Linked DNA regions of Homo sapiens: region 1 is linked to region 2. The links are chromatin contacts, found by Hi-C or POLR2A ChIA-PET in ENCODE. All regions are on one chromosome and are shown on one strand. The core of a region is the stretch at or near the end of the contact, and the rest is flanking DNA. Distances in the headings are between cores, read along the strand shown.

Region 1 (3,898 bases), core at 692-3,191, 200 kb after region 2:
CACTGCACTCCAGCCTGGGAGACAGAGTGAGAGTCTGTGAAAAAAGAAAAAAAAAAAAAAGGCTGTGACTTGACCTGCATGGAGTTCAGAGAAAAGGCAGGAGAAAAAACATGTTCCGGGGAATTTAGACACGAGACTGGAATGAACACTTTGTTCATTGCCTGTTTTCACGCATTTATACATTTATACGTTCTCAACTCTGTTCCAGGAAAGATTTAAAGGACGCAAGTAAGAACGCAAGCCCGTCAAGGCTGCTCCGATTTTAAATGTCAGTTCAGCTCCTACTTTATGGGGTTTGGCAAATAGAGTTAAGGGCCTTTTCCTCAAATGCTCAAACATTCCAATGAGACTAAATCAAGCAACTGGAATCGCTTGAAAACCAGAGACCAGATTCCATTCTCCCTCCGTTTTTTTGAAATCTTCACTTCTTTATCACTAGCTGGGTTTCGATGACTCTTCAGGTGTAAAGGTCAACCTCACAGAAATGGGAAAACCTGTGTTGTTAGGAAGGATGGTTTTATGTGAGCATTTGAAGTTTTAGGGCAAGAATGGCCTCGGGCCATCTGTCAGGAGAAGCTGCCACATCTGGCAGTATCTCTCCTAGGGTGAAACGTGCGCAGATTAAATTGAAGTAATAACGAGCTCACGTGGAGTCTGAGACGAGACAGGAAATTTGTATGCACGGCATGTGCCTTCGGTGCCCGGGCTATGGAGGAAAGAACACAGACAGTCTTCCTGAGGTGGGGCAGACAAAACCGGTGAAAGTGAAGGAGAATTAAGGCGCTACACGGTGGTCATTCAAAAAGCCTCAGAATTCCCCTCCTAAGAAGATGGAACAGGCGTGCGTTTTCCTCCGTCCCGCAGGTGCAACCGGAAACCTCGGGCAGTGCCCATCAGACAAACGCAGGAAGACGAGAGGCGGAGAGAGGAAGCCCGGGGGAGCCGGGGGACCCTGAGAACGACAGGGTGGGGCGTTCCTGGGTTTTTTTTTTTTTGACTCTTCCACCCCAAACTGGGTGCTCACAAGGACGCGGAGGAAGACAGCCACCGCTGCTGTCTCCAGCCAGAGCACTGGGAGAGGCGCGGCTCCAGGAAACATTTCAAGGACCCTGGGAAATGGGTGGAGATCTCCGAATCTAAAAAACCTTCAGGAGACTGGAAGTGTTTTGAAGTTGAGGGTTGTGGTTCTTTCTCATTTGGTTTCAAAACAGGATCCCCATTTCCCTTAATGTAGGATTCGAAGGCATAAGCAGAAGAGGAAAGGGGTGTCAAGGTCAGAGCCGCCTAGAAGCAGAAGCGCAGGCCAGCGAGATGCTCTTCAGAGTGACTTCGCTGTGGGCTGCGGCAGGCAACAGAAGGAACTCAGCATCCACTGGCCACGATCCCCTCCCCGGAGCGGAGGACAGAGCCCAGTTTCTTCAGGCGGTGGCTCCAGCCAGCTCTGCCCCACAGGGAAGGAGCGCGCAGCTGCCACACACCGCAGGCAGCGCTGACAGACTCGGCCTTCCGGGAGCGCAGGCGGGTGGGGGGCGCCGCCCTTGTCGCTGTCCGGAGCCCCGCAGGCCCGTGGCCCCCTGCCTGGTTCTCCCGCCTCTGCAAGCCTAGCCTTCAGGACTCCGCCTCGCCCCCCTCTTTTCTGTTCGGAGACTCACGGGGCCGTCTGTCTGGACCACGTGTGCACATTTCTGACCACGATTCCTCCGCACACCAGCTACAGGCACCGCAGCGCTGGGGACGGCACAGCTGAACTGTGCTGGCAGCGAAGGGGCCTCACGGGGACGGCTCAGCTCCCTGAGGGCGCAACCCACCTGGTCCGGGGGCGGGGGGGGGGGTGAGGAATAAACTTCCGCGGTTTTCAGTGACCCAGTTTGTTGCATGGCACATGTTGGAAAGGTGAATCTGACCGCGTTGACCGCGTTACTTCAGAGATGCGCTGTGAGCTGCTTTGTGCCGCGAAATGACCTGTTTACCCGACAGCGCCCTCTGCAGCCCAGCGCCGGAACGGGCTTTTTCATGATGTTCCTGCGTTGTGTTTACAGCCTCCCTGCGAGGGGTTCGCACGCACAGGCGGACCTCGTTTTGTTGCGCCTTGCTCTATTGTGCCTCGCAGATACTGCACTTGTTTTTACAAATTGGAAGTTTGTGGTAACTCCGTTGGGGCACATCTGTGGGTCCCGTTTTCAAACAGCTTGTGCTCACTTCATATCTCTGTTTCACATTTTGGTAATTCTTGTAATATTTCGAATTTTTTCATTATCATTATATCTGTCATGGTGATCTGTACTTAGTGATCTTCGATTTTACTCTGTAATTGTTTTGGGGAACCAACAACTGCACCCACGTAAGACAGAAAACGTAATAAATGTCACGTGTGTTCCACATGCTCCACTGACCAGCTGCCCCCATCTCTCTCCCTCCCCTCAGGCCTCCCTATTCCCATTACACTATTAATAACCTACAACGGCCTCTAAGTGTTCAAGTAAAAGGAAGAGACACACATCTCTCACTTTAAATCGAAAGCTAGAGATGATTAAGCTTAGTGGGGAAAGCCTGTTCAAAGTTAAGATAGACTGAAAGCAAGGCCTTTTGCACCCAGGAGTTAGCTCAGTTGTGAATGCAAAGAAAAACCTCTTAAAGGAAATTAAAAGTGCTGCTTCAGTGAACACATGAATGACGAGAAAGTGAAACAGCTTTATTGCTGATATGGATCCCTCAAGCCAAAGCCTAATCCAGAGCAAGGCCTCAACTCTCTTCAGTTCCGCAAAGACTGAGAGGAGTGAGAAAGCTGTAGAAGAAAAGTTTGAATGTAGCAGAGGTTGGTTCATGAGGTTTAAGGAAATAAACCATGTCCATAACATAAAAGTGCAACATGAAGCAACAAGTGCTGATGGAGAAGCTGCAGCAAGTTATCCAGAGACCTAGCTAAGGTAAGTGATGGAGGTGGCCACACCAAACCACAGATTGTCAGTGTAGATGAAACAGCCTTCTGTTGGAAGAAGATGCCATCTAGGACTTTCATAGCTAGAGAGGAGAAGTCAATGCCTATCTTCAAACTTCCAAGGACAGGATGTCTCTTGCTAAGAGCTAATGCAGCTGGTGACTTAAACTTGCGGCCAATCTCATTTACTATTCCGAAAATCCTAGGGCCCTTAAGAATTTTGCTAAATCAGGAGGCCGAGGTGGGTGGATCACCAGAAGTCAGGAGTTTGAGACCAGCCTGACCAACATGGAGAAACCCCGTCTCTACTAAAAAAAAAAAAAATACAAAAAATTTGCCAAGCATGGTGGTGGGTGCCTGTAATACCAGCTACTCTGGAGGCTGAGAAAGGAGAATTGCTTGAATCCGGGAGGCGGAGGTTGCGGTGAGCCAAGATCATGCCATCATACTCCAGCCTGGACAACAAGAGTCAAACTCTGTCTCAAAAAAAAAAAAAAAAAAAAAAAAAAAAAAAAGAATTATGCTAAATCTACTCTGTCTTGGCTCTATAAGTAGAATAACAAAGCCGGATGGGAGCACATCTGTTTACAGAGTGGTTTACTGAATATTTTGAGGCCACTGTTGAGATCTACTGCTCAGAAAAAAAGACTATTTTCAAATTATTACTGTTCATTGACAATGCACCCAAGGGCTCTGATGGAGATGTGCAAGGAGAGGAATGTTGCTTTCATGCCTGCTAACACCACATCCATTCTGCAGCCCATGGATCAAGGAGTAATTTCAACTTTCAAGTCTTGTTACTTAAGAAATACATCTCAAAAGGCTATAGCTGCCATAGATAGTGATTCCTCAGATGGATCTGGGCAAAGTCAATTAAAAACCATCTAGAAAGGATTCACCATTCTAGATGCCATTAACAACATTCATGATTCACGGGAGGAGAACCAATATCAACATTAA
Region 2 (3,565 bases), core at 15-2,514:
GAGGGAAACGTTGATCACTCCTCTGCATGTCGGGCAGGGTCTGGCCTGCAAGCAGCTGAATTCCCCTGGGTGGTTTTGAGTGGCACTTTTGTGTGCTTGTTCAGCCGTCCCCACAGTCCCTTGAAGAAGGTGCAACCATCTTCATTTTTTTTCAGGTAAAAAAGTAGACATCATGTGTTGTTGTGCCCAAGACCACACAGCTAAAGAGCAGCAGAGATAAGACCCAAACCGAGGGCCTACAAGCTTCCAGTCCAGTGAACCGTAAACCAAAATGTGGAGTATGAGACGAGCGGAGATGCTGCAGTTTCCTAGACTTAAAGACTGTAGGCCTTCAGTTTGAGTCTTATCTCTGCTGCTCTTTAGCTGTGTGATGGAATGGGAGGTTCAGGCTCCTGTTCTAATTGCAGAGCTTGGTGGCATGAGAGGAGATGATCCAATGGCACATGGAGCTGTCACGAGGACGCTCTGCCACTGATCACGGTCATGCTGACAGAATTCCTGGATACACTTGTCCTCTAACCTGCGATTTCAGTGACAAAGAAGACTTAAAAATGGAGATGGCCTGTGAGCTCATGGACTAGAGTGTGGTGTGGCCACATCGTACACTTATTGTCGGCCTGGTTGTAGTGTCCAGGTTCCAGCTACAGAGATTTCTTCTTAGTTTCTGAAGATACTAAGCATTTCCTGATTTTCAAAGAAGCACTTTTCCACTGCACATCCATTAGGATGGCTACTATAAAAACAGACAAACAAGCTGGAGAAGAACAAGTGTTGGTGAGGATATGAAGAAACTGGAACCCTTGTGTGCTGCTGGTGGGAATGCAAAAAGTGCAGCTGCTGTGAAAACAATATGGCAGTTCCTCACAACATCAAACACTGAATTGTCATATGATTCAGAAATTCCACTCCTGGGTATATCTGCAAAAGAACTCAACTAGGTCTCCAAGAGATGTTTGTACACCTGTGTTCACAACAGCACTATTTACAACAACCAAAAGGTGAATGTAACCCATGGATGCGTGGATAAGCAAAATGTGGTGTATGCAAGCAGTGGAATATCATTCATCCTTCAACAAAAAGGAAATTCTGACACAAGCCGTCACATGGGTGAGCCTTGAGGATATCATGCTAAGTAGAATAATCTAGCCATAAAAGGAAAATCCTATAGGTTTCCAGTCATAGGAGGAACATAGAGTGGTCAAATCCATAGCGAGAGAAAGTAGAGTGGTTGTTGACTGGGGCCGGGGAAACGGAAGTGGGGGGTTGCTATATAATGGGGCAGAGTTTCAGTTTTACCAGCCGAGGAGAGTTCTGGCGGTCGCCGGTGGTGGTGGTTGCACAGCAGTGTGATGTACTTAAAGGCACTGAATTGCACTTACAAATGATGAGAATGATACATTTTATGTATCTTTTACCACACACGCTAAAGAGGCATTATGAGGATGGCTATTATTTGAGGACCTCACAAGTACTTAGTGGAATGTTCTGGAAGCCCCTGGGAGTCACGAAATGCATTTCACAGTCCCCAGCCATGCTCACAGGCAAATGCAGAGTCCTTTTATTGTCCTGACCTTTAAATAAACCGAAAGTGTTGATTTTATTACTGGCAGAAATGATTATGAGAAGACAGAGGACGAGCTTTCTCTAGCTGTCACCCAGTAGATTTTAGAAAGAGAAACAACTAACGGAGTTTCCCAGCTGATAGCATTGCCTCCGTATGGACAAGAAATTCATCACTCCCGTGGAAACTGAAGCTCCTGGCTGTCTTTCCTGGATCTGCCAGAATTCTGACGGTGCCGATTTGCATGACTCTCAGACATGATGGTGCCCCTGCCTCATCACAGCAAGTGAGTCACGGGAGAAAAGAAACTGGAACTTGCTATTGGCAGCAAAACAGTCGTGGTCCTGAGACTCGCCATTCACCGTCTGTCCACACTTCCCTTTTGAGTCATTTCCTTATTCAGAGACAATAACGTGGAGAAGAATAAGACCCTTGTTATCTCATCTCTTTGAAGAAGAAACCCCATCTATGTGCAGTGCTGTGGATGCTCCTTTGATGAGATGGGGCTGGACACGTGAGAAACATCCCCGGAGGTGGGGGCCACTCGCGTGATCCTCAGCCTCCCAAGGGACAAGAAAAGTCCCATTTCATAGATGTGAGAAGCGAAATGAGGCACACAGAATAGCCATAGGAGATCCCAAAAGGATCTGCTACACAAGAAGAATGATAATCAACCTTTGATTTAACAGAACTTTTCAACTTCCAGTTCATAAGACACCCTTCCCATGCCAGGTTCTGTGTTGAGAATACAGAGGGAAAAACTATGTCCCCAAAGCCCCCACAATCTGGTTGGGGAAGTAAGCAATGAAAATAGAATTGTGTGATCACTTAAAAACAGCAAATTAGTATTTACTGATGCTTATGACATACTGTGCTAAATGTTTTGTGTTATTTTACTTAATCCCCACCATAATCCCACGAGGTACATTTTACTATCCCCATTTTACAGAAGTCCCCTTCTGTCCCAGGTCACAGAGCTAAGAAGTGATGGGGCAGGATGTTGTTGCCCAGGCCCTGAGCCACTCACCCGGCGAGTCTTAGACCTGACTGCCCATTGATAGAATTAATGAGGGGACTTCAGACCTACCAGTGCCCAGGCTCCTCCCCAGGCCAACTGAACCAGAACGCCCGGGGCTGGCCGAGGTATCAGGGCTTCCTAAAAGCTCTGGACCCCCCAGGCCTGCAGCGCTGCATCAGGCACACCTGTGAGCAGAGTGGAGGGCTGCCAGCTCCACCCAGGAGATGTCAGAAAGAACTCGAGAGACAGCGGTGTGGAGCTGACACCACCCCAGATATAGGCGCATTTTGCCAGGCTAAAAATGCACACAGGGAAGGCAGAGTGTACAGAAAGTTGTGGTATCCTGGAGAAAAGACAGTGCATTCCCAGGGAAAAAGCCATAGATCAAGGGGTTTGGGAGAGTCTGTAGCCCCATGACATTCCCGCGCACAGTGCTGGACTGCAGAGCTTTTCCTGTGAGTGGAGGGGTGGGCTGTATCCCTCCAGTGGGAGCCTATTCCTACAGGGCATCTGTCCCCACCTGTGGGGGTCTATTCCTACAGGGCATCTGTCCCCACCTGTGGGGGTCTATTCCTACAGGGCATCTGTCAGGGGGCCATGCCACTTCACTGTGTGGATTCCACCTGTGCAGAGAGTTATGGATCTCAACATCCAACAGCAGAAAAACAGTTAAGAAACACCCATAGTGTCGACTATTGTGTAACCATGCAAAGAATGCTTATGGGGCATTTATTATGATATGAAAAATGATTCTGTCAAATGTTAGGTTTTTCAAAGCAGCACTTAAAATTATATATGCATTAAGATCAGGGGAAGAAAAATGAAGATATTTCCTTTCTGTTTCAAGGGAAGAAAACAGGCACAGTGTAGAACGAGTCCACATTAAAGAATTTTATTCAGACATTTCACAACTATCTGGTCACTGTTCCCTTCTTAGCCCTTTGAAATTCTATTCACTTAGGAGGAAATAAAACCTCAGACAGTAG

The links. Hi-C counts contacts between places; a loop is a spot of excess contacts on that map. ChIA-PET counts read pairs that join two places held with the same protein, here RNA polymerase II (POLR2A). Pooled maps may share reads with other maps.
Region 1: a map with no recorded cell type shows a loop between it and region 2 (6-fold over the local background). The contact joins two enhancer-like sites. A Hi-C loop is called at or near these places in 1 of 37 single-sample maps with no recorded cell type and 4 of 50 pooled maps. POLR2A ChIA-PET finds 5 or more read pairs at or near these places in 3 of 52 experiments (all WTC11).

What each region holds. Positions count from the first base shown.
Region 1 is chr6:167,349,575-167,353,472 of GRCh38, forward strand. No RefSeq gene overlaps it. Among named protein-coding and RNA genes, the nearest start is that of TTLL2, 26 kb to the left of the region's middle. RefSeq lists enhancers at 1,405-2,083, 1,907-2,201 and a silencer at 1,425-1,694. Within about 2 kb of position 1,942, at least 16 of the 41 ENCODE cell types and tissues checked have a DNase peak (open chromatin) inside an H3K27ac peak, as active enhancers do.
Region 2 is chr6:167,151,792-167,155,356 of GRCh38, forward strand. It overlaps GPR31 (G protein-coupled receptor 31), which reads right to left. Exons shown (of 1, transcript NM_005299.3): 1 at 3,456-3,565. Among named protein-coding and RNA genes, the nearest start is that of GPR31, 4.4 kb to the right of the region's middle. Within about 2 kb of position 1,265, at least 7 of the 41 ENCODE cell types and tissues checked have a DNase peak (open chromatin) inside an H3K27ac peak, as active enhancers do.